5 separate regions of the Mus musculus genome follow, and all the other regions are linked to region 4. The links are chromatin loops, found by intact Hi-C in ENCODE. Cell type or tissue: heart. All regions are shown on one strand. Region 1 overlaps Arhgef26 (Rho guanine nucleotide exchange factor (GEF) 26). Region 2 overlaps Arhgef26 (Rho guanine nucleotide exchange factor (GEF) 26). Region 3 overlaps Arhgef26 (Rho guanine nucleotide exchange factor (GEF) 26). Region 4 holds the start of Arhgef26 (Rho guanine nucleotide exchange factor (GEF) 26). Region 5 has its middle 120 kb from the start of Arhgef26.

The links. Hi-C counts contacts between places; a loop is a spot of excess contacts. Peaks named below come from ENCODE experiments on the same cell type or tissue, not always from the same donor. Only the 100,000 strongest peaks of a DNase experiment are listed, where the experiment ranks them.
Region 1: it touches region 4 in a loop (3-fold over the local background); 13 of 42 quality-filtered maps call a loop at or near these places.
Region 2: it touches region 4 in a loop (2.8-fold over the local background); 13 of 42 quality-filtered maps call a loop at or near these places.
Region 3: a loop joins it to region 4, with 4 times the contacts of the local background. A loop is called at or near these places in 13 of 42 quality-filtered maps.
Region 5: a loop joins it to region 4, with 2.0 times the contacts of the local background. A loop is called at or near these places in 8 of 42 quality-filtered maps.

Annotation. Positions count from the first base shown.
Region 1 is chr3:62,439,869-62,444,868 of GRCm38, reverse strand. The region is part of intron 10 of Arhgef26 (Rho guanine nucleotide exchange factor (GEF) 26); the gene reads right to left. Among named protein-coding and RNA genes, the nearest start is that of Dhx36, 65 kb to the left of the region's middle. In heart, no CTCF peak of the experiment used is centred here; no DNase peak of the experiment used is centred here.
Region 2 is chr3:62,456,022-62,461,021 of GRCm38, reverse strand. Arhgef26 (Rho guanine nucleotide exchange factor (GEF) 26) reads right to left here. Exons shown (of 14, transcript NM_001081295.1): 12 at 2,582-2,649; 13 at 1,308-1,412; 14 at 1-818. The coding sequence ends at 676. Among named protein-coding and RNA genes, the nearest start is that of Dhx36, 48 kb to the left of the region's middle. In heart, a CTCF peak has its summit at 2,541 (motif pointing right); no DNase peak of the experiment used is centred here.
Region 3 is chr3:62,448,361-62,453,360 of GRCm38, reverse strand. All of the region lies in intron 11 of Arhgef26 (Rho guanine nucleotide exchange factor (GEF) 26), which reads right to left. Among named protein-coding and RNA genes, the nearest start is that of Dhx36, 56 kb to the left of the region's middle. In heart, a CTCF peak has its summit at 3,075 (motif pointing right); no DNase peak of the experiment used is centred here.
Region 4 is chr3:62,337,330-62,342,329 of GRCm38, reverse strand. It overlaps Arhgef26 (Rho guanine nucleotide exchange factor (GEF) 26), which reads right to left and starts at 3,553. Exons shown (of 14, transcript NM_001081295.1): 1 at 1,757-3,553; 2 at 947-986. The coding sequence starts at 2,833. It overlaps Gm33923 (a long non-coding RNA gene), which reads left to right. Exons shown (of 3, transcript XR_375701.3): 3 at 483-1,312. In heart, a CTCF peak has its summit at 2,413; DNase peaks (open chromatin) are centred at 2,489, 2,669 and 3,299; H3K4me3 peaks cover 2,354 bases; H3K27ac peaks cover 1,630 bases; H3K27me3 peaks cover 69 bases.
Region 5 is chr3:62,213,139-62,218,138 of GRCm38, reverse strand. No RefSeq gene overlaps it. Among named protein-coding and RNA genes, the nearest start is that of Arhgef26, 120 kb to the left of the region's middle. In heart, a CTCF peak has its summit at 2,147; no DNase peak of the experiment used is centred here.

The DNA.
Region 1 (5,000 bases), 100 kb before region 4:
AAAAAAAAAAAAAAAAAAAAAAAAAAAAAAAATCATTGTTATCTAGGTAGGTTTTGCATTATATACTTATATAGAGCCAACACTTTACTAGTTTTTAAAAGTGGTGTCTTATTAAAAAAATACCTTTAACAGTAGCAAATAAATAAGTAAATAAATTCGTTATTTATCCCAGTCAGCTACCTTAAAACTCACGGAAACAAAAACTGGCAAGTGGCTGGCTCACTCTTACAAGAAATTTTCTGGTATGTTCTCTCACACACTCACTACTACACAAACATCATGACCAAGAAGCAAGTTGGGGAGGAAAGGGTTTATTCAGCTTACACTTCCATGTTGCTGTTCATCACCAAAGGAAGTCAGGACTGGAACTCAAGCAGGTCAGGAAGCAGGAGCTGATGCAGAGGCCATGGAGGGATATTCCTTACTGGCTTGCTTCCCCTGGCTTGCTCAGCCTGCTTTCTTATAGAACCCAAGACTACCAGTCCAGGGATGGCACCACCCACAAGGGGCCCTCCCACTTGATCACTAATTGAGAAAATGCCTCTCAGCTGGATCTCATGGAGGTATTTCCCCAACTGAAGCTCCTTTCTCTGCGATAACTCCAGCTCGTGTCAAGTTGACACACAAAACCAGCCAGTACACTCACATATAGATAGTTAGTCCCCCAGGAGTTCAGAATGATAGCCATTATTCCCCTGACTCTGATCTGTCGATGACTGCATAAAACTCATTCTTCTGTCAATCGGAACCTGAAACCCCCTCACCCCCCAGTTCAGACTGGCTAGTGTGTGCTGGAGAAGGAGAAGGGAGCCCACACCAGGCACCACTAGGCCAGGCTTTCCCCCTCCTGCGCACTCAGGTCCCAGAAGGCCAAAGGAGTGGGAAAGAAACAACTCTTTTCCTCAGGGAAGCTGACTCTAATCAGACTTCCCATGTTTGTCTCCATCATTTAAAAACATATGGTTGACACAATTTCTGAAACAACTTGGATCATGTAATGAGGAAGTCGAATTGCTCAGGAAAAAAAAACGAGTGGAAAAACCACCTTTCTTTGCTCGGACGAGTTTACATGGAGACTTCCTCCCATTGTGCCACATGCTCTCCACACTTGCAGCTGCCCGGGCTCCCCGCTCTGTGCAAGGCACTTCCGATCAGGTGCAGGGACCCGTCAAGATCGAGGCCACAGAGATGAGTCTCCCCACTGAAACCCAAATGAAATCCTAGTAACCTCTGTCCAGACTCTCCTCTAAATAATTATCTTAAACAATATAAGGAGCCATCTGTTGGCAACAGGAAACCAAACTAAACACTTCTCATAGTTATTTTCTGTGTGAAGAAGCTCACACAATGTCTGAATGTATGCTGCACACCAACTGAGGTGAGGTGACATGAGATGATGTGACATGAGCCTGACGGTGAAAAGTTTCTTTTTCTTGTGATGCTGTGACTGGATCCCAGGGCCTCGCACATACTTAGTCAGCACCGGAGCAATACGCACCATCCTTGGCACCCCCTTTATTAGGCAAATAATTAAGGAGCCCTTTAGTTCCTGCCCCATAGTGTCTACACAGGTTGGGGCATTTCTTATAGGGAGCATTTATTTATGAATATTACTTATTACTTTTATATCAGAAAGACATTTAAAGACAACGTAGAAGAAGTTCATGTTTAAATATCAAAATGACAGATGCATGGAAATTTGCAGGATTAAGTGGAAATCTGAGAATTAAGCACCCATTTTGTCACAGTCGGTTTGGGGAAGGGGAAGGACAGAATGAGGACAAAGGGACATTCATCTGCAATTTTGCTCAGCTTGTGTTTTCTTTTTGGTTTAAGAGGAACATGTCTAGCGTTAACTCCCATGTCAAGTTTGGGCAATGAGTATGTTAGTGTGTGATGATTTTCTGTACTCTTGACCTATTTTAAAGTAAATTAAAAAATAAAATGTGTTTTAAATCCTAAGTGCATAGATGTGAAGACTATTAGTAGTCCAGGTGTCTGTGGATGTCTAAGTGTGTGGTTGAATCAAGCAGAAGAGAATGGGATGTCTTATCTGTCCTACTGACTAGACAACTGTGTGGAGAATACATCACTGACTGAAATATAACCATAAAGCCACCATGAATTCACTACAATGACTGAGAAAAAGAACTCCAAATAATGACTCTCCTACATATTAATGACACCCAGTTAAGTGATATGATCAATGAGGATTGGCAAGATGGACTCAGGGATAACAGTTGCTCTAAGGACGTGAGATTAGTACCCAAGCTCATGGTGGTAGGGGAGAATTGAATGCCACAAGTTCTCTTCTGACCTTCACATACATGCTATGACACTCCTACTTGCATGTGCGCATGCATGCACACATACACACACACACACACACAAACACAAACCCACATACACACTTGCATGTGCACACAAATAAATGAAGCAGAAAGTTCAAATATATAATTTATGGACTTATCTTATTTATAACATCAGAAAATCTCTTAAGATATTTGTTATGCATGGGAGCTCAAAGAGACTGGGCCACCAACCAGGGAATATTCAGGGGCTGGACCCTATACATCTGTAGAAACTGTGCAGCTTGGTCTTCATGTGGGACCTTTAACAAGTGGAGCAAGGGCTGCCTTGGTCTTTGTTTCCTGCCATTGGATCACTTTCGTCCTACCTGAACTACCTGGTTGGGCCTCAGTGGGAGATGATATGCCTAGTCCTGCTGTGAATAGATGCCCCAGGGTGGGAGGTACCCAAGGGGAGGGGTTTTCCCTCTCTGAGAAAGGGAGGAACAATGTGGGGAGAGATTTGTAAGGGTGGGACTGGAAGGATAGGAGGGAGGCAGGCTGCAATCAGGATGTAAAGTGAATTTAAAAAAACAATAAATTATTGGAAAAAGTAAAATAAAAAATATAATTAAAAAAAGATATTTGTGATGAAGCTTGCCAGGTCTTTCTATATGAAGACAACCTTGGTAAGTATCTGCTTTTCTAGTGTACCTTCAATTTTAATCCAATAAATACAAATCCAAAAATAGTTTTGTGAGGAGACTTGAGTAGAGAGGCTAGTTGAGTTATTTTAAATCATGTGGGAAAATAGACATACAGAAACAACAAGGTGAAAATGATATGTTCCCTGGGTATACTAAGACATTTATAAATGTATAGTAGTTCAAGAACCAGGCCTGGGCATGAATTGACATAGGAACTAGTGAAATAAACTGATGAGTTCAGAAGACAATTTATACATACTTAGGGACTTAATGAATGATACGGGTGGTTTTCCAAATATGAGGCATTGATAACCAATAAATAACTTCAGGAGATTTGGAGAAACATCTGACATTGCCTAAAAATTTGCATTCCAATGTCATTCCTTAAGGCAGGTTGAATCCTTTGATTGGGTATGTCCATGTCTGTAAGAGTCCTAACGAGGTGGATGGTGAGTAACAAGACAAGTCGGACCTGCCTTGTGGTGAGCCATAGATTTTAAAATATGCGCTGCCCTGTGGAGGATTCTCACCTTGACCCTTACTAGTGATCATCCTAGATACCCACTCTTGTTGGCCAGAGAGAGGGAGAAAGGATACTTGACCAAAATGCATCCATGGGATGAAGGAAAGAAAAGTTGGCAGGGAAGGTCAAAGGTTATACTGCAAAGGACAGCTTCCCTACTGTTTTCTGTGCCAGGAGAACATGTGCATATATTTCACACTCATCTGAGAACTCTCTCACATGGACCAAGTACAAGTGAAGGGAACCTAAGCAACACTTTCAATTCTTCCTTTTGTAAAAAGTTAAATTAAGAGAGAAGTGTACTAAAGAAATTTTTTTTCAAAACAGCAAAATGACTCCCAGCATTCACCTTCAAGGTAGTGGAATAGGTTTTTTAATCTTTTAACCTTTTCCATAGGTTTTGTTTATAACATTCACACAGCCACTGTCCTAAAAAACAGACAAAAACAGGCCAGCACAAAGAAAAATGTCTCCAAGCCAGCAGTTGCCTGGGAATCCTCAGACCAGCACTCACAGGCCAGAGAAATGGAACACTGCCCCAAGGTCACAATGGCCCAGCATCCCATGAAATCCAATGCCAGGGGCTTTGACATTATTCTCCTGGATGTCGGCATAGAAGTGAACTCTGTTGTGCACCTGTGGCATTCTGAAATGCTATCTCCCCTTTTAGTACCTTCCATGACATTTCCCAGGCATCCTTCTTCAGAGTCACTCCTGTACAAACAATTGTTTTTCTCACAGGGATGTCACGGGCCTGTGACTCTCCCAGGAGGGCTGAGACCCGGAACATAGAGGATTGCAAGGAATCAGCTCATTGTGTTTTCCTTCAGGGCGTGCACATGAGACAGACCTTCCTCTGCAGATTTCAACTTGTTTCCCTCGCTCATTCAACAGCCTGGTTTCAAAATCTCTACACTTGCTTTTGTGCTTCACTGGCATTAAAATGCTCCAGTCAAGCATTGCTGACACAGAGGACATTGAACAATGCTGGAATTTATTTCAAGTTAAGGAATTAAAAAAAGAGAAAGAAAGAAAGGAAAAAACAAACAAACAAAAAAAAACCCTGATTTACCTAATTGAGATAGATTTCATGTGTAAAGCTTAGCTTACGACAGTCCTAAGAAGTTAAGTTTCATGGGATTTCCAGAAGTTGCGGATTTCAGCATAGTAGGTAAGGTTACAGATCTGACCCCAAAGGCCTGCTTAGACTTAGCCCATCACACTTCTGCTCTGTGGACCTGAGCAGGGTTCCAATCCTCTCCATGCTTCATGGCTCTCATCTGCACAATGACAGTAACAGTACCAAGGCACCAACTTGTCGTGGAGATTAAATGAGATAAAATACATATTATCTTTTTGTTGTCTATAGCCTTTATAAGCGTTCCTGGATTATACCAAATGTTAGCTATTTCTTTTGTTTGTTTTCCTAATCGAGTACTACCCATTTAAATTGCCTGACAATTTTATAAAGAAATGATAATT
Region 2 (5,000 bases), 120 kb before region 4:
TGTCAGCTCTTTAGCAGTTGACCCATAATATCCTGTCTTCAGGATGTTCTCACATACGTGAGCTGGAAATCCCATGTCATTTTAGTAGCTTAAGGTTGCAATGCTGTAGTTATCTAAGAACAATATTGAATGAGATGGATTTTTAAAAATCCTCACTAGGTGGTGCCTCACCTTCCTTCTATTAAGGAAAATGGTGGCAGAGTTCAAGTGTCAATTTCCCTTTCGTAGAAAGAGGTTTACAAAACATGACAGCTCACCTACCGAACTACTATTAGTTCCTTGTGGAATTAACAGCATTAGGCTAAGACACAAAAAGTATTTACAAAATGGACAATCTCAAAGACAAACTTGCTGGTGCTGTGAGACCATACAAAGGAGAAACTCATGCGGAAGAGCAATGGTCTAAGTGAAGTGGGGACAGAGAGGCCAAGATACATCATCTTAGGAAACAGTGGAAATGGTAGGAGCCACAATTGTTGTCATCCTTGGACGCAGATGTTTTCAGGAGCATCATTATGCAAAAGCTGAGCTTTGTGGACTCAGTGCATCTGGTAGCTGTTCTTCCAAAGTGCAGAATGGCTTGGCAAGCTTAGAGGCAAGTGTTTCCATCCTTTTAATTAAGCAGACTGTAGTAACTGTAATATTAAGTCTCCATTCTATTGGCCATCTGAGAGGTTACACGTTGGTTTCCAGTCCTAGCAATCGTCCCATCCTCTCCACATTCTTATCAATAGTAGCTTGACATGTTATCTCCTTGGCACATTCCATTGGAAACCAGCCCCTCTCTCCATCTCGAAGTCGTTCCCCTTCATACCAGCCTGCAAGAAAAAAGCAGGCTGCATCAGACAATGTCTGCAGGTATTGTTCCATGCCAGCTTACTCTGAAGAGATGCTCATTCAGAGGTCACTTTCTTCCATGGACTGGATACCATGGGTAATAATCAAGAAGAAACTTCAGTGCAATAGATGCCTGTTAAAGTCAAAATACTTAATGTGAAGTAGGACAAGGTTGCAAGAGCGAATGATGGGTGCACCAGAGACTGGGCATGAGCAAAAGCTCTGAGGGACGAGACTATGAGAGCTGCTTGAGCTCAGAAAGGGAATCCTTTGGGCAGGAGCCCCATTCAATGGGGCATGAATTGTCAGGAGCCGGGTTAAGAACAAGAGGAAAGTGGAGGCTGTCTTGGAATAGAGAGGCTAAAGCATCGCTATGTCAGGATATGGAGTTCCCGGCCAAATGAAACTCTTTGGACTTGAGGCTCTGTGAGCACCAGTCCACCAGTTCCTATGAGAACAGTCCTACTCACCATCGCCAACACGCTGATAAATGAGGACCACGTCTGCCACCTGCAGGGAAAGTTCATCAGGCTGTTTGGCAGTAAAAGACCTAATGATTTCCACCTGGGTCAGGGCTGTGGAGGAAAAGGGACATTCTGAGCTTCAGGGGCTGAGAAATCTTGTACAAAGCAGCAGTATGCATTCACTCACTGGGCTCTGTGGTTTCAGGGCTGGGACTGGTGGTCTGAGCTGGGCTCCTACGGGAAATTAAAGAAGCCTCGTGCCTGGTTTTAAATGTTGGGGTCAGGAGGACTCTTATGATGCATGGAGATGCTCAACAGTAGCAGGAGTCATTCAATGTGTTACACGGAGAAATGGAGGTGAGAGAGGAAGTGGCAGGCCAAGATTATACAACTCATACCATCTGCAATGCCCGGAGCTTTATCTACAGTTACCCTATCCTATCAGGAACCAGGCATAAAGGCTGTGGCAAAGCTTAGAAAAAAAATGAAGGCTCCAGACAATGGCCAGATGAATTCAGAGTGCCCCCAAATGCTGACTTGCAACAATACAACCTCAGCAGAACTGACATGGCTTCATTATTTGTTTTTAATATAAAATTTGACGTCAAGCCGACCACTTTTGCTTTAACTCTAAAGGCTGTGATCATTAAAGGGCTCCAGAAACCCACCTTTGCAAGCCTCATCCTTCAGTCATCCAGAAATATAGTGTCACCATTGAATGTGCATACTATGACACCAGAGGAATAAAGTACATTTTCTTGACATTGCCACCTACACTAAAAAGGATCGTGAAAAGATGTAATTTTCTTTAGACCAAAAACTTGTAACCAGATATGGTAGCTCATGCCACCCTGTGTAAAGCTGAGGCAAAAACTTGAGTTCAAAGCCAGCCTGGACCAGTGTGAAACCCAGGCAGAGCTACATAGCAAGTCTTTTTCTCAAAGCAATAAAAAACAAACACTTTTCTGTTTATATTCAAGCCTATTAGTAACCACTAGCCATAAGCATTTTATGGCTCGAGCAGGACTTTGACCCTCTATAATTGACCTTTGTCCTCCCAGTATCCCGAAGTGAACCCAATATCTCTGACTCACAGATGGAGAAATAAACCCAGAAAAACTGAACAGTGATTTTTCATGTTTAGCAACTAACATGGGAGGAACTAACAGCTGTCTTGGAAGGAACCTTTTAAAAATCAGTAGAGATGAAGATAGTGTAACCAGTCAGTAACCATGCTGGCCAGCAGAGGGCAGAGCCCCTCCGTGTTCCTAGAAACTTACTGGTTCTGTCTGGTGGCTGTTTCCCACTGCTGTGTCCCAGGGCTGTGATCCAGCGGGCTCGCTCACTCCTAAACACAGAGAGCAGGTGCAATTTAGATTAGTTCTCTATACACTGAAAGCAGTTTATTCTAGACAGCCACTGCAAACCTATTTCTAAAACATAAGGTAGGGGACTGGCCTTGAAAATGGACAGGAGTGATTTTTAAAAAGGGAAGAGTTATCATTGTCAAACAAATAGAAATGTGGCTAGTTATTGGGTAAAGGAGACTTCTCATATAACTGTTGGACATTTAATGGAGAAGTGATTAGCCATTGAATCAGATACTTATCACAATCATCTGATGTTTAACAGTTGAAAGGACCAATTTCCCTCTTAAGGGGGCCTTTCCCTCCCATATACTCAACTACTTTGGTAAAGAAGCTGGGAAATCCCTTTTCTATGTGTGAACATTATTGAAATAAAAATTCTGAAATATTTAGACTATTCTCAAATGCTTTAAACTATTTTCATGAGCATAGTTAGAAAAAAAAATAGCCAAAATATTTTTAATATGCTGTTACAGCTGTGTAAAACGAAAACCTTACTATGACTACTACAAGTCCTGGGCAAGCACAGCGCTGTTCCACCACCACATCATCCTGTGTATTTAGAAAAGCAAGCGCTAGAATTGCAATTAGTCAAATCAAACTATGTGTATATACTATTTTAGTTCTCTATAAAATCTTCCAAAAATGCCATCTGTAGGATAAAAGCATTTCAGAGATAAGCAATCTAAGCCAATTTACTATACCAATACACCTTCTGGACAGACATCTTTATACCCAAAAACTTGAAGAACATTTTTTTTTTAATTCTCCCAATACCTAGTGACCTATTTTTACTCCTGGACATGTATGCACTCCTCTACCCTACCAAGCAGAGCAGCCCACATAAGGACTGGCAACAGGGCAGGCACAGCAGCCCATGCTTGTCCTCCGTGATCTTCCCGCTTCCCTTTCTTTTCTGCACTCCATTCACTATTGCCTGTTAGAAACCTTGCCTTTTGCAGTTGCTGAGAAGGCTCAGAAATGCACTTGCTATTGTGGAGGACTTCAGGTTCAGTTCCTAGTACCCACATAGGTGGCTTACTGCCTATTACTTCAGCTCCAGGGGATCTGATACCTCTGGCCTCTTCTAACACCCACACTCACATCACACATCCACACAGTTATGTGCCTGGCTAATTAGATTCTCTCCAGAGCACAGCTTAGTGTAACTGGTGCTCAGTAAACATCTGATTATAAGAGAATCATATTAATAATCACAAGCTGAACCTTGATCAGTTGTTTGCTGCTATTACCAGATCATAAACTCTGACAGGCAGGAGACTGCCACAAGGTAAAGGCCACTCTTTGCAATATAATGAGATTGACTTAAAAAGCCAAAAATAAATAAATTGGTATATGTTTAAAAGTAAAATAAATAGATAATGCAATTAGGATGCAACATGTATACTGAGTTTAAAAAACAAACAAACAAACAAACAAACAAAAGATGCAAAGAGGGGGTTGAGATCATTCAGAGCCTATAGCTCTGCCAGGCATGAGTGTGGATCCCCAGAACCCATGTAAAAGCTGGATGCTGTAGCATGGGTACCTGCAATCCCAACTCTCCTACAGTGCATGGGAGGCTTGGAGAATCTCAGGACTCCTTAGGGTCACAGAGCCTAGTATACACAGTGGCAATGAAGCTCAGTCACTGGGGATAGCCCTCTGACCCACACACTCTGGCATGTGCATCCCTACATCCACGTAGAGACTGACGGAAGTGAGGCTTCATGCAGTAACACACAATTGCTAGAAACTGATGATACCATCTTGCTTCCAAAACTTCTCTAATACAGAGAAAGTGCTCTATCTTGGTTTTGTAAGGAATAAGTAACATATATAGCTTCCTTGAAACCAGTTCCCATTAAAGACTTTAAATTGTGCTGTTTGATGGGGAAAGATCCTTACTATGCCACAAGCTGCACTGGAATTTCCAAAGTACAATGCCAACTAAAAACTAAGATATAGCAGAAGTTGTGTGGATCTCCAAGAGCAGTTTCCATAGCTCAGTGGTTGTGCCTCTCTGTGCCATACCAAAAGCAGGGCAGGCCTTTGCCCCATGTCTTATCCTGCCCAAACTGCTGCCTTCCCAGAGCACTGTGGGACAGAATCTTTCACACAGGACTTTGCAGACAAGGCCAGCAGCTGCCCCCTGCCACTGAGGTTGAGCAGTCCAGATGAAATCATTCACTCCTGTGCCATGCTGTCTGGGTACTAATGGCATCCTGTAGACAGTGTGGCCCCTTGCTGGGACTCCAGAGGACAGAACAAGACACTTGTTGTTGCCCTTGCTGAATGGAGCTGTTTCTTGAAAACATTTCAATTGAGTCAG
Region 3 (5,000 bases), 110 kb before region 4:
ACCTCCAGTAAATCTCACAATTGAAATGGTAGGCATTAGAATCAGTTCCCTGACAATCAGTCATGTAGAATAAAAACCTAGAGTTCTCCATGCTAATAAGGTATCTAGATAGGCTCGGAGTATCTAGTCAATGAACTTCCTTTCCTGGGCATTCCATCCTGCAGGAGGTATTTAATCTCTGGTTCACCCTGGGGGTGATCCTTTGTTGTAAAGAATGCTGCCTAGATCCCAGAGAAGGCCGGCCTTCCTTTCTTCCAGTCCCTCCATACCTTGGCACTCATTGGGAAATTAGTCAAATTCCTTCAACCTGGGCTCAGCGTGGGTAGCGGACCTGTTCCCAACTTCTCAAAGTTCACAGCAGCATCTGGGTACACAGGAGTTTAAGAAGCATAGGATCTGTCCCAGATCTCTTGCCCAGAAGAACAGACTGAGACCTCTGTCTTAGACTGCATTCTGCCTTCCCTGAGCGGCATATCTGCCAGCATCAAGGCACAAATGGACAATGTATCATGACTGCAAAATACAGGGAAACAAAGGCAGAACAAAGCAGAAAGCATCTTCCCTGCTGACTAGCTTTCATAATGCTAAAGAGTGCTCTACAGGCTACTAGGAGAGAATGGCACCAACTGTGAACCTTATGAACCAACAACCAGGCAAGATGTACTCACTACTGAAATAATGGCAAAACCATTACAGGGGCAACCATTGTTCTTTGATTGGATTCAGGACTTGTTCCGCAAGAGAAAATTCATGACTTATAGTATGAGCCTAATCAAAACCCTATAACTAGGGAAAACATAGGCCATAAGAGGCCTTAAGAGGCAACCTACTACTGCTGTTTAGTTAAACTGACACAATTGTCAAACTGTTGTCTAAACATGTTTATACCCATAGACAAATGCTGCTTTCAGCCTTAACTAGAGAAGCTTCTCTTCACAGTACATGTACATGAATTCAGAGATGGTTGGCTGCTATATTAAGGGACAGTTGAGTGGAGAGCCCTATACCACCACTTTATGGCTCAGAATATACTGAAGGAGAAAGTGATGGAAAGACGGGACAGATGATGGAGAGGTAGAAGAGCTGTAGAATGCAACTCCTAGGCATCATGTGGCCATTGCAATCATGACCCCAGCAGCTGAGTTGCCTTCACTGGGCTGGCACAAGGCTAAATCTGTCAATAGTCATGGCCAGAAAGGGGGATAACTAGAGAGGCACTGCCCATCTCCACTGAGCTATTGGCCACTGCTGGGTTCTGGGTGAGAGCTACTGGTCAATCTGACAGGATCCATTGGATATTCCATGCCCATAGTCACTCATGCAGCCCTAATTAAATACAGTTAGAAAATCAAACAAAACCACATGAATGTGGGAAAGCCATGTGTAGGGAGGAGAGGGTGAAGAGATAAAGAGAGAGAAAGGGGCCTGAGAGGGTGAGAATACTCAGAATGCAGTATGTACACATATGGGCTGTCAAACTAAGTTTACTAATTTAAAAGTACACATTTTAAAAGGGTGACAGAGACTAACAAAGAACAACATTTCCCTAAATATGGTTACTACTCTACCTTGCCTTGGATATAGAAAAACTAATTATTCTCTTTTTGTATCAGCCTAAAACTATGTTTTGGGAATCTGCTAAATACAAAGAGGGGGAAAGACATGAACGAATCCAAGACTAGAGATTAGCAGTCAACAGTGCAGGGTGAGAAAGAATGTTTAGAATTCTGTCCATGTGGTTCAAAAGATAAACTCAGGAAGGAGACAGTAAGAAGGAAAATTAAGGATAGATGAAACATACTGCTGTGCACTCAAACCCAGGAACATAGAGCAAACATCATTTTCCTAACTTAACTGTTAATGGAGCATATTAATCAAATAACACATAAAAAGGAGAAAACTGCCAGGAGTGGTGGCACATGCCTTTAATCCCAGAAGGAGGCAAGGAAGGCAAATTTCTGAGTTCAAGTCCAACAGAGTGAGTTCCAGGATAGTCAGGAGTGAACAGAGAAAAACTATCTCAAAACAAGCAAGGAAGAGAAGAGAGGAGGGGGGGGGGAAGGGGAGAGAAGAGAGAAGAGAGAAGAGAGAAGAGAGAAGAGAAGCAGACCATAAATGTGGGGGCTCAGAGAGATAACTCAGTGGTCAGAGTGACTGCTCTGCAAACATAGCTGGATCATGGTGCCCTTGTAACAAGTTAGATATTCTGAGAAATACGATTATTCCAGCTGCAGTAGTGTGCAGAGGCAGAGGCCTAAGACATAAGCCCCAGTTCAAGAAGAAGAACCGGAGTCAGAAGGACACAAAGGAAGTGATTGAAAAGGACAGGAAGCTCTCTTCTGGCTTTTGTGTGTTGCACAGGCATGTATAATATACATGTGTACATACATGCACAGAACTGTATCCAAAAGCACACGTTAAAAACAAAAACAAAAAAAAAATATCAACTGTATATTTCACAAATCTTAGATGCAAAGAACACACCTTACACTGACTAGGACTGATTGTTCAAAACCAGATAGCTTATACCATAGAGAAATGATAACTGGTTGTGGGGTAAACATAGCTTAAGTTGATTTAAAGAGAGATCATAATGTGTTATTAGTTTGTTCAGCTTTTATGCTTCCTGGCTTAAGTTTAAAACAAAACAGAAACAGAAAAGCAGGATCTCAGAACTAAGCTACAGATGTAGAGCATGTTATCATTTGCTAGACACTTAAATGACCAGTTGTCTGTGACATTGAGCGTGTCTGTTTTAAGGAGAGGGCATTTTGGTGTCCTTTTTTCTCTCTACCGGTGCTGTTTTGTATCTTGTCAGCATCTGTCCATTTATTTAAGAATTATGTTTATGTTTAATATATAATATAATATATATTATATTATATATAATAATATATATTATATATAATATAATATTATAATATAATTATAACATTATTATATATAACATATATTATTATATATCATATATATTATATTATATATAATATAATGTATAAATGCTTTGTCCATGTGTATGAATGTACTGCAAAAATGCCTGGTATCCCTGGAGACCAGAAGAGGGCACTCTAGATGCCCTGAAATCAGATTTACAGACAGTTTTAAACCACAGTGTAGGTGCTGGAAAGTGAACCCAGGTCCTCGCCACTGTTGTTAGAGCAAGCGCTCTAACCACTGAGTGACCTCTCCAGCCCAGTCTATTTATTAGCTTTTCAGCTGTAATTGAGTGCAGAGGAGGGAAGAGAAGAATGACAGTCCCTCTTTCTGTTCCCAGAGACTTCTGCCTCACCCCCATCTCTTCTGGAATGTTCTCTTGCTATTAATGAAAGGACTACAAATATGAGTCATACTCATGGGTTTGTGGGTGACATAACTAAAGACTCTGAGGAGATGTCTGGTGTAGAAAATGTACAACCACTCAGTTTAAGGCAAATCAAAGGCAAGAGGGTAGAACAGACTCTACAGTCCCGGGAAAGCATCGAGCCTTTACATAAAAGAACAGGACACTGACTTAGAATGTCTAAGAAACAAGTAATGGAGATTTCATAAATGATGTTTGAGGCAGTCAGGAAAAGCTCTGTCAAGACATCAGTGAGGCCAGAATGAAGGACAAACTGGGGACAGAGAAGGAAATCACAAGCAAAAACAGCAGCACCCTCTCCTTTTCTAACTGCAAAGAGGGAGTTTCCAACTTCAATGAATTTTCTGGAATGTCTAGACAAGTACTAATCCCCAAAGACTTTAAGCTTTTCTTAAAGTTGCAAAAAATGTAGCATATTAATTCCATTCTTAAAAGAGGTTGCCGTACACACAAAGAAAAAAAAGTCTAGTTCTGCCTCTGATACCAGAGGACTTCTAGAGTTGAGCAGATGCTTTCCTTTTGCCAAGCCTGGCCCTGGTTGTGTCCCATGCTGGTTTCTAGACACACAGACACAGGACACCTTCCTCTTCAAAGCAGCAGACACAGGGGGCAATGCTGGGAACTCTAGAGGCCTTTTCTACTGCTCAGGGGAAAGAACTGTGAGCCCATAAAAAAAGATCTCTTCTGTAAGAGTATACATTTACATAAAGACTTCACTATAGTTGGGGCTGTTATTCACTACTATCTGCTGATCCGTTTTAATCACTCTCCCTGAGAATGCTGGCAGACAAGGGCAGGGAACATGCAGGAACCTGAGAGGACGCAGCCATAGGGAACTCCTTTTCCTCCTCCATGGCTGTATTTCCTAACCCACCACAGCTCCTGGCCCACGGCGATATCCAAGAGACTTCTTGTTTCCAAAGAATTTGGTCAGCAATGTCAAAATGAACAAAATCATCAAAGTGGACTTGCAAACCAAGCCCCAATCCCCTCCTTCAGGGTGAGCACATGTAGTGTTGGTGAATGGACAGGCACAAGCACAATCCCTGGCCTGCCTTTGGGAAGAAGTATGGAGATGTGCTTTCCTAAGCTGAGTGTGTTCCTGGGAGTCCCCCTGCTCTGTCTGACTAAGGGCAGGTGATCCAGAAATTACTTCAAATTCAACTGGACATAGCAAACTTTGCTTGGACTCTAACTACTATTAAATCATTTTGCCTAAATGGATGAGCCATTTTTCAAGACTGCAAACTGTAGCAACTGCAATGTGTTCATGTGAAATGTTAAGTGGCCACATCCTAGCTTTTGGCAGTAGAAGCAGCTTCGAAAGAGCTCCAAAAACCCAATGAGAGATTGCTGTAAAGCTACAGAACGTTCCAAATGAACTTGAATGAATGAATAAATAAAGGCTTCATCCTAGTGTTTTTGTTTATGGAAAATGTCAGTGTTTAAATAAAATGCATTTGTCAATGAAACTGTTCAATTAAAATCCATCCATCTATCAAGATTTTCAGGTCCGCAAAGTATGACCATTCCCTAGGAGATCACATCTGCTAAAAGCACCTGAATGCTATGCTTAGTACACAGTAGGTACACAACAACAAAACTAAATAGGAGCCACTGTGTGTGGAGAGCAAGAGCA
Region 4 (5,000 bases):
ATCAAAGAGATGAATTTATCCCAACTAGTCAAAAATACCATATCTGGGTTTCTTCTCCAACTGACAATTACTTTCTACAACGACTTGATAAATAGCTCATTTGTAGTTACGCAGGAACTATTTTACAGTCATCCAAATTGTGTATTTTACATCTGCATGATTTTCTATTAGCTTTTCTTATGGAAGGGTGTACTTTCCTTCATTATTCATTAAAGGATGGAAACTCTCAGCATTTCAAAGCAATGAAGAAAGTAAGTCTACTCAAGTCCCCAGGAGTTTCCGGGCTGCAGCTGGGACCGGTCGCTCTGCTCCCTCCACCCCCCAGTTGGCCCCTTGACCTATCTATTTACAGAGCCCACTAATCTGATTAGCATGTGAACACCTGGCTGAAGCTGCTTTTGTTTTTGAAATTCTCAACAACAAATAATACACAGGATAAAAATTCCTAAGATTATGTTTTTTTTTTTTTTTTATTCCTCCAGAATACCTGCCTTTCCCCCAAAGGTGAAGCTTATTAGCAGGAAAACAGGAAGTCAGAAATGAAACTCAAATGTGGAAATACTGCAAAAAGAATATTAAGAAAGAAAAAAAAAAGTGGCCAAAGGAAATACCACAGGATCCAAGCTTCAGTCTCAAAGAGCCTGAGAGAGGAGCTAGAGCTTGCTCCACACCCACATTGTGAAACAGGTGGGGAGGGAGTCAGGCTAAAGAAATGAAATCTCTCTAGATGTAAACTGAAAAAGGTTAGCAGCTTATAAACATGCCCCCATGGATAAACAAGGTTAGCTGGGTGAACACAGCTCTGTGCTGGATAATCCAAGATAAAGTTGGGCATCCTTGTTTTTTTTTTCATCCCAAGTATCCTTGTTACTGCAGTTAGGTTTCAACTTATAATTGATGTACCATATTGAAGCTGCAATAAAAGTCTGGAAAATTAAATGCTTACCTTCCCCATCAAATGTTCCTTGTCCTTTCAGTATTTTTTTCTAAGAGAAAAACAAAATGGAGAGAAAATGTGTGTGAATAAGCCAAGTAAGTACAGCTATTTTAAGTCAAAAGCCCCTTTCTGCTATTTCCCTCAGACTTCCAAAAGCACATGGCCAAGAATCCCCATGGCAGTTAACCACAACAATAAAATAAAGTGTAGAGTGTCCCCGTTAAACTAGAGAAAGAATCCTCAAATGACCAGTGGTCCCACTCATTTCACTGTGATTCACTCTCCTGGTGACTGACTCTCCCTGACAGCTGGGGGGAGGGGCACATAAAAGTGTTATGTAATGTCTTTCCTTTAAGACTGTATGTCTAAAATAAAACAGGCTTGCTTGTGTATTGCATGTGTGACATTTCTATAGACTGATTCCAGTCGTCTGATTAATCAAGGAAAAAAAAGTGGGGGGGAATGTGACTGCTCTATTGCTTAGATCTACTCCAAAACATTCCACTCTGATTGTCCCTTTTCCTTTAGATCAACGGTAGAAAACAAGAATATTGAGTAAGGACAACTGCTAGGCCCATATCAGGGCACAATACCTCACACCCTCACACAAGTTCTAAGCTATTAGTTTGTCAAAAACATTCATTGATTAATAATAATAAAACACAAACATGGGACATGGTGACTCAAATAAATAGAAAGCAATGCACTGTTCCATGATTTGGGTAGATGAATTAAATTCATGTGCCATGAGCATTCAATTCTTTCCCAACACGTTCACACTGGATTTAATGAATGGCATGTGAGCCTGCCCAGTCCTACCTTTATCCTTCCCAGGCTAGAGAACTTCTCCTTGTCTTCCATTACGGCCTTCAGGACAGGCTGGGACATTCTGTTCTTCTTCTTTGAGCTGGTGGGACTGTCAAAATCAAAGCCGCTGACCACTGCCCTTCTGTAAGACGTGGACCTCAAGCCTCGCCGAAGGGAGCCGGGACTGTCCATGTCGTTGTCGACTTCGCCTTCCTCCCCTTCGTGGCCCAAGGGTGCTCCCAGTCCCTCCACCATGCTGCGCACCTTGAGAAGCCTCCTATGGGACTCCACGTTCTGACTATTGGATTTACTCAGTTTAATTTCAGAGGCAAGGCTTTTTGGGATAATCTGCTGCTTTCCCATCTTGAGGGCCGCCGGGCTGTTGGTACTCAAAACCACGGAAGGGTTTGGGAGCTCATTCCCTTGGGAGGGCAGCCTTTGGAGTGGCAGTTTTTGTTCTGAAGACTTGTGTGGGAGAGCAGGAGAGAGTCTCGAGGGGGCCAGCTCCAAGTCCCCAGCTGGCTGACCAGTTTGTGATACTGGGCCAGATGAGTCGGTTTTATGGGCAAGGCCATTGGCAATGGGCGAAGATACCTTACTGGCAGTCACCCCGGTGCAGTCCTCATCGGTGGCGCAAGAGGCCGGGGTGTCCGGAGTCCGGGAGGCGCGCGACAACAGCGCCGCGGGCGAGGCCACGGTGCCATTAGAAGTGGACTTCGGGGAGCCGCCCGACGCCGCGTAAGAAACCAGGGGTGACTTGGGCCGTCGGAGTCGAGGAGAAGCAGCTCTGTAGTCCGGGGACACCGTGCGACCATTGGTCACCGGCCTCCGATGCGCGCTCAGAAGCTGGGGGCTCCTGGACACCGTCCTGTCGTCCGGGTCGGCGGGTACGCGGACCGGAGTCTGCGGCGTGGGAAGGGCAGCCAGCTCCTCCACAGGGAAGTCGGTGATCAGCAGCCCGCTGGGGCTCTGGTACGACTGTGGCCGCGGCTTGCTCCGGCTGAGCAACTGGAGCGGAGGGGTGGACCGTCTCCGCCACAAAGGGGTGACGCCGTTGCTGGAAAAATCCACCTCGCTTTCGCCGTCCATAGCGGGGCCTTTGAGCCAGCCCCGAGAGGAGGAAAGCTGCTCAGGTTGCCTAAGAGAAAGGAACTTTGCCTCCGGACAACTAGTCTTGTCTGGGAGCCTAACCGGGTTCCAGCCCGGCGGTCACACGGGTGTCGCGCGGGACTCGGCAGCGCCGCACTTACCCGCCCTTTCTCGGGCACAGCGTCTCCCGCCAAGCTTCCCGACCGAGGACTGAGATCCGAGCCGCAGTTGATCAGATGAATCCCGTCTCCTCTGCGTCCTTCCCGCCCCCCAAGCCCGCCGGCACCTAGAGAGCTCGCCGCCACCGCAGGACCCTTGGAAAGAGTTCAGCTGGCTGGGACAGCTCGCCGTGGGACGCTCCCCCGCGTCTCCATCTAGCCGCCCGCCCCGCGCCAGTCCACCCGGTCCCCGGTATGCGGTCTCCAGCGCGCTCACCCTTCCGGGGCACAGACCAAGGAGTACTCCCTGTCCCCGAGGGTGGCCTGGGTCCTTACTAAAGCGCGGAGACAACCGCTCAGCCTGGGACAGCAGAGGCCCGCGGCGCCGGCCCCGCCCCCGCGCTACGCCCCGCCCCAGCACGCCGGGGAAGCTCGCACCGAGGCGCCCAGGAGTTCCCGCCCCTGCCTTCCCGGAGTGCGCTCAGTGATTGTAAACGGGACGCGCACACCTGAGCTGCCTGTCCAGACCCTGAGTGCAAGAATGCAGGAGCGCGGGCGGCCGCCCTACGGGCCAGCTGGAGGGCGCGGTCGCAGATCTGAACACTGCGTGGGAATGGTCGTGAGAGCAGAGAAAGGGCTTCTTGATCATCCCTAGACCTGGAGGGGAAGGTTGGAAGGGTGAAACACTTCGGAGCTTGGTGCTGCTGCGACACTTCACTGGGCCACTTGTGGGCGTCAAACTGAACCTCACTCCGGGCTCTCACTCATCTGCTTGCAATAATGTGTGGACTACAGACAGATTTGCTTGTATGCACTCAGAGGAGACTGAGAGGCCAGGTGGACTATGACTCTACATGTCCTAATGTCCTAATCTTTGTGCCCTGTATGTTTGAAAGTCACACAGTAAAAGTAAACAAAATACAAAATATTTATTAGTGTGTAGTTGTGTACAATATAAATTGAAAATCTGTATGTAGAATAAAATATCGAACAAGAAGTAAATTCCAAATCCTTATTAGAGATTAAGAGGCTGGGCCTACCCCTTCAATCTAGTCTTTTTTCACTAGCTTTATCTAGTCAAGCCAAGTCCACAGTCTTAGAGCCTTCAAGTTTATTTCTTGGCCTTCTGGTTTGTCACTTCATTGGAATTACCCCCGATTTCCCCAACCACCTGATCTCTTTCTTTTTCACATTAACCGAAATTTGTAAATCTGAATGCTTAGTTATATGTCTGTGTATTAGTGCTTAATCTATTCTGCCTTTGCATTGTAGTTTTGAAGAGGGCAGGGGTTATATTTGTGACTCATGCACACAGTAAGTGATAAATATCTGTGGAGTTTGGAAGTAGATGAATAAGAGAAATGAACTGGGCCAGTGATATCTTTTAGATGTTGGTTGCCAAGTTGGCTATGTCTTGGTGAAATTCCAGGTATGTACGACCTGAGAAGACATGATTTTGGTTGATGAGATCTGTAGAATTGGTTGTTAGCAAGACACAGGGCAGGCTCCAAGTGTTCAAAGTTCATGTGAGTGCCCACTGTTTAAAGCCATGCTTCTTTCTGCTTTGGGTGGCAAAAGGAAGGGTGGTTCTTTATGTTTTTCTATAATTACCAAAGTGACACAGTGAAGGTCTTTGATCTCAGAAACTTTTTTGAACTCGAACAAATGGAATCAAAATGTATATCGAAATCATTTTTGAGAAGATTTACTAACAATTTCATACGGAAATAAGTGGATTCTATGTTCATCTATGGAGCCTTGCTGTAGGGGATTTTCATATCAATAATATTAGTTTTATATAATAAATTTAACTTCAGAAAGTTGTGGAGATTTATAAGTGGCAGGTTTAACGTGGATCAGAGTGCAGTCTGTGATCAAAGTTTAAAGACTTCGAGAATGGCCTGAGAAGTTAATGTCCCTGTAGGTCACATGGGTTCTTGAGCTGTGGTGACTTGTGATGAAGAAGTCACAGTCTGCTCACCTCCGTCCTGAGCAACAGCCTACTCCCC
Region 5 (5,000 bases), 120 kb after region 4:
GGCATAGTTTCATAAGGTGAATTAGGAGAGAGTTGTGTATGTGAGAATATGAATAAAGACATTGCATGAAGCCTATAAAGAACTAATAACAGTAACAATAAAACCGTAGTGAGCCTCACCTCTGCCGGATGGTCTTGTATTCCACAGTCTGCCTCTCAAAGTAGATTGGATCAATTTGCATTTCTCCGAGTTCTTGCTATTTATTCACCTCCCCATATTTGCACTCTGCCCTTGAATCCCATCTATGACTGAGGTTTTGCTGAATCTTGACTTTTTTCCTGCTCCTTTTTATAGTAGCCCTCAGTTCCTCTAGACACAACAGTTCTCATCTTAGTTAATATCTTTCTTCTTAGGGAGTAGTCTGGTTACCCTGTCATATGAAAACACACAAGAGTATGGATATTTTTAGTTTTACAGTACTTTCTCATTTGTTTTTGTGCAAATGAGACAATATGTGGTTCAGTTGGACCATAAATGGGCACTTAGGGCAAGTATAATCATCTGGAGACCATGATATAAATACAGTGGGCTAGTTTTTAGCTTTCCCAGAATGTTCTTAAACTATATAAACTATAAAATAAGCACAGTTGGCTGCCTACAGATTCTACATCAGATGCTTATGAGAGTGCTATAAAATGTGTTGTAAATTAACATCAAGAGAGTATTTATGGAATCTGAAGATGGGGTGTGGATGAGTTTTCTCAACAACTTTTCTGGAATGGAGGTTTGTGTGTCAACTCATTTGCTGTTCTGAAAGTATGTTCTTTCATTTGTGGATCATAGCTTTAGTCTTTCGATACATATGTACCTCTCATTAAATGAGCTCTGTTTTCCAGATGACAGAGACCATTACAGAAATCCATAACTGGTCACAATTAAGAAAGTAATGGACACCATGGAGTGTCCAATCCCAATTAATACATCTAAAATACAACTTATACTCTAACATTATGCTCAGGCTTTAACATATTGGAAACATGGAAGAGGAGGCAGGAAGATCATGTCTGCTTCAAGATAGTGTCCTCTATTTATGAAAGGGTAGGTGATCTCACGAAATCACAACATGGTTGCCTGAACAAGACATGCACAATGACAATACTAGTTGACATGGCATTGTGAATGGGAGAATGGCATAAGGTTCCACACCTGTCTGAAGAACTATAGGTTATCAGTGGCTGTTGAGAGAAGGAGAATCTGTCTTGCCCAGAGATGAGGTCTCTGATACGATACATCCAATATCAAGTGGCCAAACATAAACACATATAAATATAAGGAACACTAAATAGACTCAGCAGCTTTTATTTGTATATTAACATATGTTTATATGAAATAATAATTAAGGAATAAGAGGCCATGAAAATCAGCTCTTTTTCATTAGCTCCAGAGTTCTAGTTTCTTACATAGAAATTGCCCATATGTTCCTTACCATCATTCCTTCCTCCTGGGTGTGATGATTCTGTAGCATCACCTCCATTCAAAGGAAATCTTTCATTAATGGATCACGACTTGAAGTAATACAGAAAACCACTAGGTAGTGTTATTCAGCAGCTATTGCTTTTTTTCTGTCTTCTATAAGGAATGGGGGTCTAGATCCTACTGTAGTGACAGTGAACTGACATGGGTTAATGGGTGGAGAATCTTCAGGGAAGGAAACTCAGGTTTGGTACTTTTGGCCTGTCTGCTCATTTTGCCCCAAATGACTGCTACCTCCAACTCTCTTGCCTCATAGAGGTGAAGATTCTGTGCCTGTTTTCAAAATTCCTAGCCCTTGTTTGCATCCTTGCATTTTTGCTATATTTATTCTTCCACCTGGAACTATTTTTTTTATAACAATGAGTTTATATTTTAAAAAATTTGGACTATAACTTTGTGATTTTGAGGTAGAGAGAAGGGATGGAAAGACCACATTCTTTCACGTGAAATTATATACCATCCTGACCAGAAGTCCTTATTCAGAATGATAAATCTGAATAATAGTAGTGGCTTAGAGTGAACTAAGGCCTGAGATATAAATTTAGTTGAGAGAGATCAAAGAAACTGCAAAGCATGCTCTGTGGGAAGAATAATAAAGAGAAGATACTTTATGGATTTAGATTTTACACTAGAGCCAGGATAGTGACTCTTAGCAGGGCTACAGTGCCCCCCAGGGGGTGTTTTTGAAATTGATGGTAGTCCTTTTGGTTATTGTAGGAGAACCAGTATGTAGTAGGTGGAGGTGAACATATATAAGAAAATAAAAGATACACAATATTTGTCATTTTGGATCTAAGCTATCTCATTCAGGATGATTTTTTTTTCTATCTCCATGAGTCCATAAATTTACCTGCAATTTTTTCTTTTAAAATCTTTCTTCCTTTCTTCCTTCCTTCTTCCTTCCTTCCTTCCTTCCTTCCTTCCTTCCTTCCTTCCTTCCTTCCTTCCTTCTTTCTTTCTTTCTTTCTTTCTTTCTTTCTTTCTTTCTTTCTTTCTCTCTCCTTTTTTTTCTAAAGAGTTTTGAGACAAAGTTTTTCTATGTAGCCCTGGCTGTCCTGGAATTTGAGCTGTAGAACAGGCTGGCCTCAAACTCAGAGATCCTCCTGCCTCTGCCTCCAGAGTGTTCAGATTAAAGGTATGTGCAATAGTCCATTGTTAAATGTATATTTTCCTTATCAATTCATCAATTGGTGGACATCTAGGCTGTTTTAACTTTCAGGTGATTACAAATAGATCAGTATTAAACATGGATGAGCAAGTGTCTTAATTACTGTTTGTAATGAGAATTTTGGTTTCTTTAAAAAAAAACCCACAGAAATAGGAATATTTTTCCTTTTTAATCCCAGGTATGGGGAGGTGGGGCTGATTCATTCTGTCAGAGCCGCTGACTTTGGTTTACCTCCTGCTCTAGCAGGGACATGGTTTGGCAGCTGCAGGTAGTTACTGCAATTGTGGGACTTTTGGAATTCTGGGGGGTTTTCAGAGAATATATAAATGCTAGGGCATCGAGAGGTTGGTTGCTGGTTGGTTGATGTTGGTTGTTTTTTTTTTTTTTTTAAATTAAGGAGTCATGTGCAAAGAAGAAAAAACAAGAAAAAGAAACTAGCTATCTTGATTTCTAAGATCAGACTTGCCCCAAGGAATTGGATATCCCTAATTAGTAGGAAGTATTCTAGTGATAATGTCATCCCCCTTTTCTTTTTATTGTTTTCCTCCTATTTAGTGTTGGGGAGTTGGAAGGGTGGAAGGGTAGAGAAAGGTGAAGAAAGGAGAAGGGAACAAGAACCCATAAAGTAGGAAACACTGGCTACAAGTTGTACCCATATGTGGGGCTAGGCAGAATGGAAAATTTGTTTTCAAATACTGTCGAGAAAATGGCAGGGGGTAAAAAAAATGTATTTTTATTTTATTTTTCAAGCAAATATTCTATTGTGGCTGCTACCTCTAGGATATTCCCTGCTTTGCTTCCAGAGGGTTTTTTCTGCTTTTTCATTTTCTTTTTCTTTCTATATTCTGTTTCAAAAAAAAGATTGCAGTGTTAGCTGTGCAACAGGAAGTATTGCAGGTGGAAGTGGAAGTGCTGGGGAGGTAAGGAACATCAGAAAAGGGAGAACACAAAGGCTAAGTCCAGGTGACTGAGCAAGGGAATGGGTGGTTCCCACAGGAGGAAAGAGGCAAATAGACTGCCAGAGGGCAGTCCTGTCAGAGAAAAGCTGAGAGGACAGGAGGGCAAAGAATGGGTTAATGTTGAACCAACAGAGCTGCCAGAATTAGAGGGGCTAATGTAGTCAATCTGTCACCAGGTCACTGGCTGGTCATCCTGGAGAATGGTGCCATATCTGGAGTTCAGTGTTGGTCTCTGCTGTTGGTAGATCTGGCCCTCAGCAGCAACTGTAACCATGTCAGTCTTGGTGAGCGGAGGTCCATGCTATAGAGCCCATTCATAACCCCCATCTCTGTGCCATGGTCACTTTACTCAATGGGTCCATTGGTCAATGACAGGAATGGTTGGGGAAAGAGGATGCTCACTGTGCACAGAATGGGCCATTCTACCTATATACTCGATTGTTGAACTCCCCCTCAGCTGAAATAAACGTTTAAGGAGCAAATTTTACAGAGAACACAAGTATCTTCACATACTTCACCCATTTGGAGAAATCAATCACATACCTCCTCCTCAAATGTCTTTTTACAAATTTTCCAATTATGATCTCTCCACGTCTCTGACCTGCCAATCCATTGACTATGGATCAGTGAACAGTCATACATCTGGACATTTCTAACTTCCACACATAATGTATGACCATGTTTACTGCCCATAGTTCTGCCCACTGTGAAGATTTCCGTTTGATAGTGTCTTTTGGGGTTGTCCCAGAAAGTGTTGTAGTGCTGCAGCTGTCCACTTCTGGGTAGTGCCTACAAAATGTGCAGAAACATCAGTAAACTAGGCCCTAGTCTTCCTCAGTAAATCAACCATAGTTCACACACCATGAGTCTAGAGATGCAAGCTTCACAACAGACAGCATTGTAATGGGAATAGAAAGGAGAAAGTAGAAACTATAGACATTTGGGCAACCTCTTTATGTAACTTGCTTGTGCCATCAGAATGTGCTCGGGCCTAGTCACATATATACCATTTCCATTTGATAAGATATTGCTGCTGTGTTCATACTAATTTGTGACATGATGGGTCATGATTTCTGATTCTGGTCAAGACAAAAGAAAAATCAGTGTTCTCCAGTGGGGTCTCACTGGGTATATAAACCACACTTCAGGGCAGGCCCTATGCCCAGGAGTAGTTGACCAACACAAAACACAGTAGTAATTTTGTAGAGTTTTTGGGAGGCATTTTTTTTTCTGTTATCGGTCTTTTGCTTGTTGTTCTATTTCTATTTTTGCGTGTGTGTCTTTAAAAATTTGTTTCTTATATGTTTTTGTTTTTGGAGAGAAGGGATTGATGGAAAGAAAGATAAATAGATAAATGATAGATAGATAGATAGATAGATAGATAGATAGATAGATAGGTA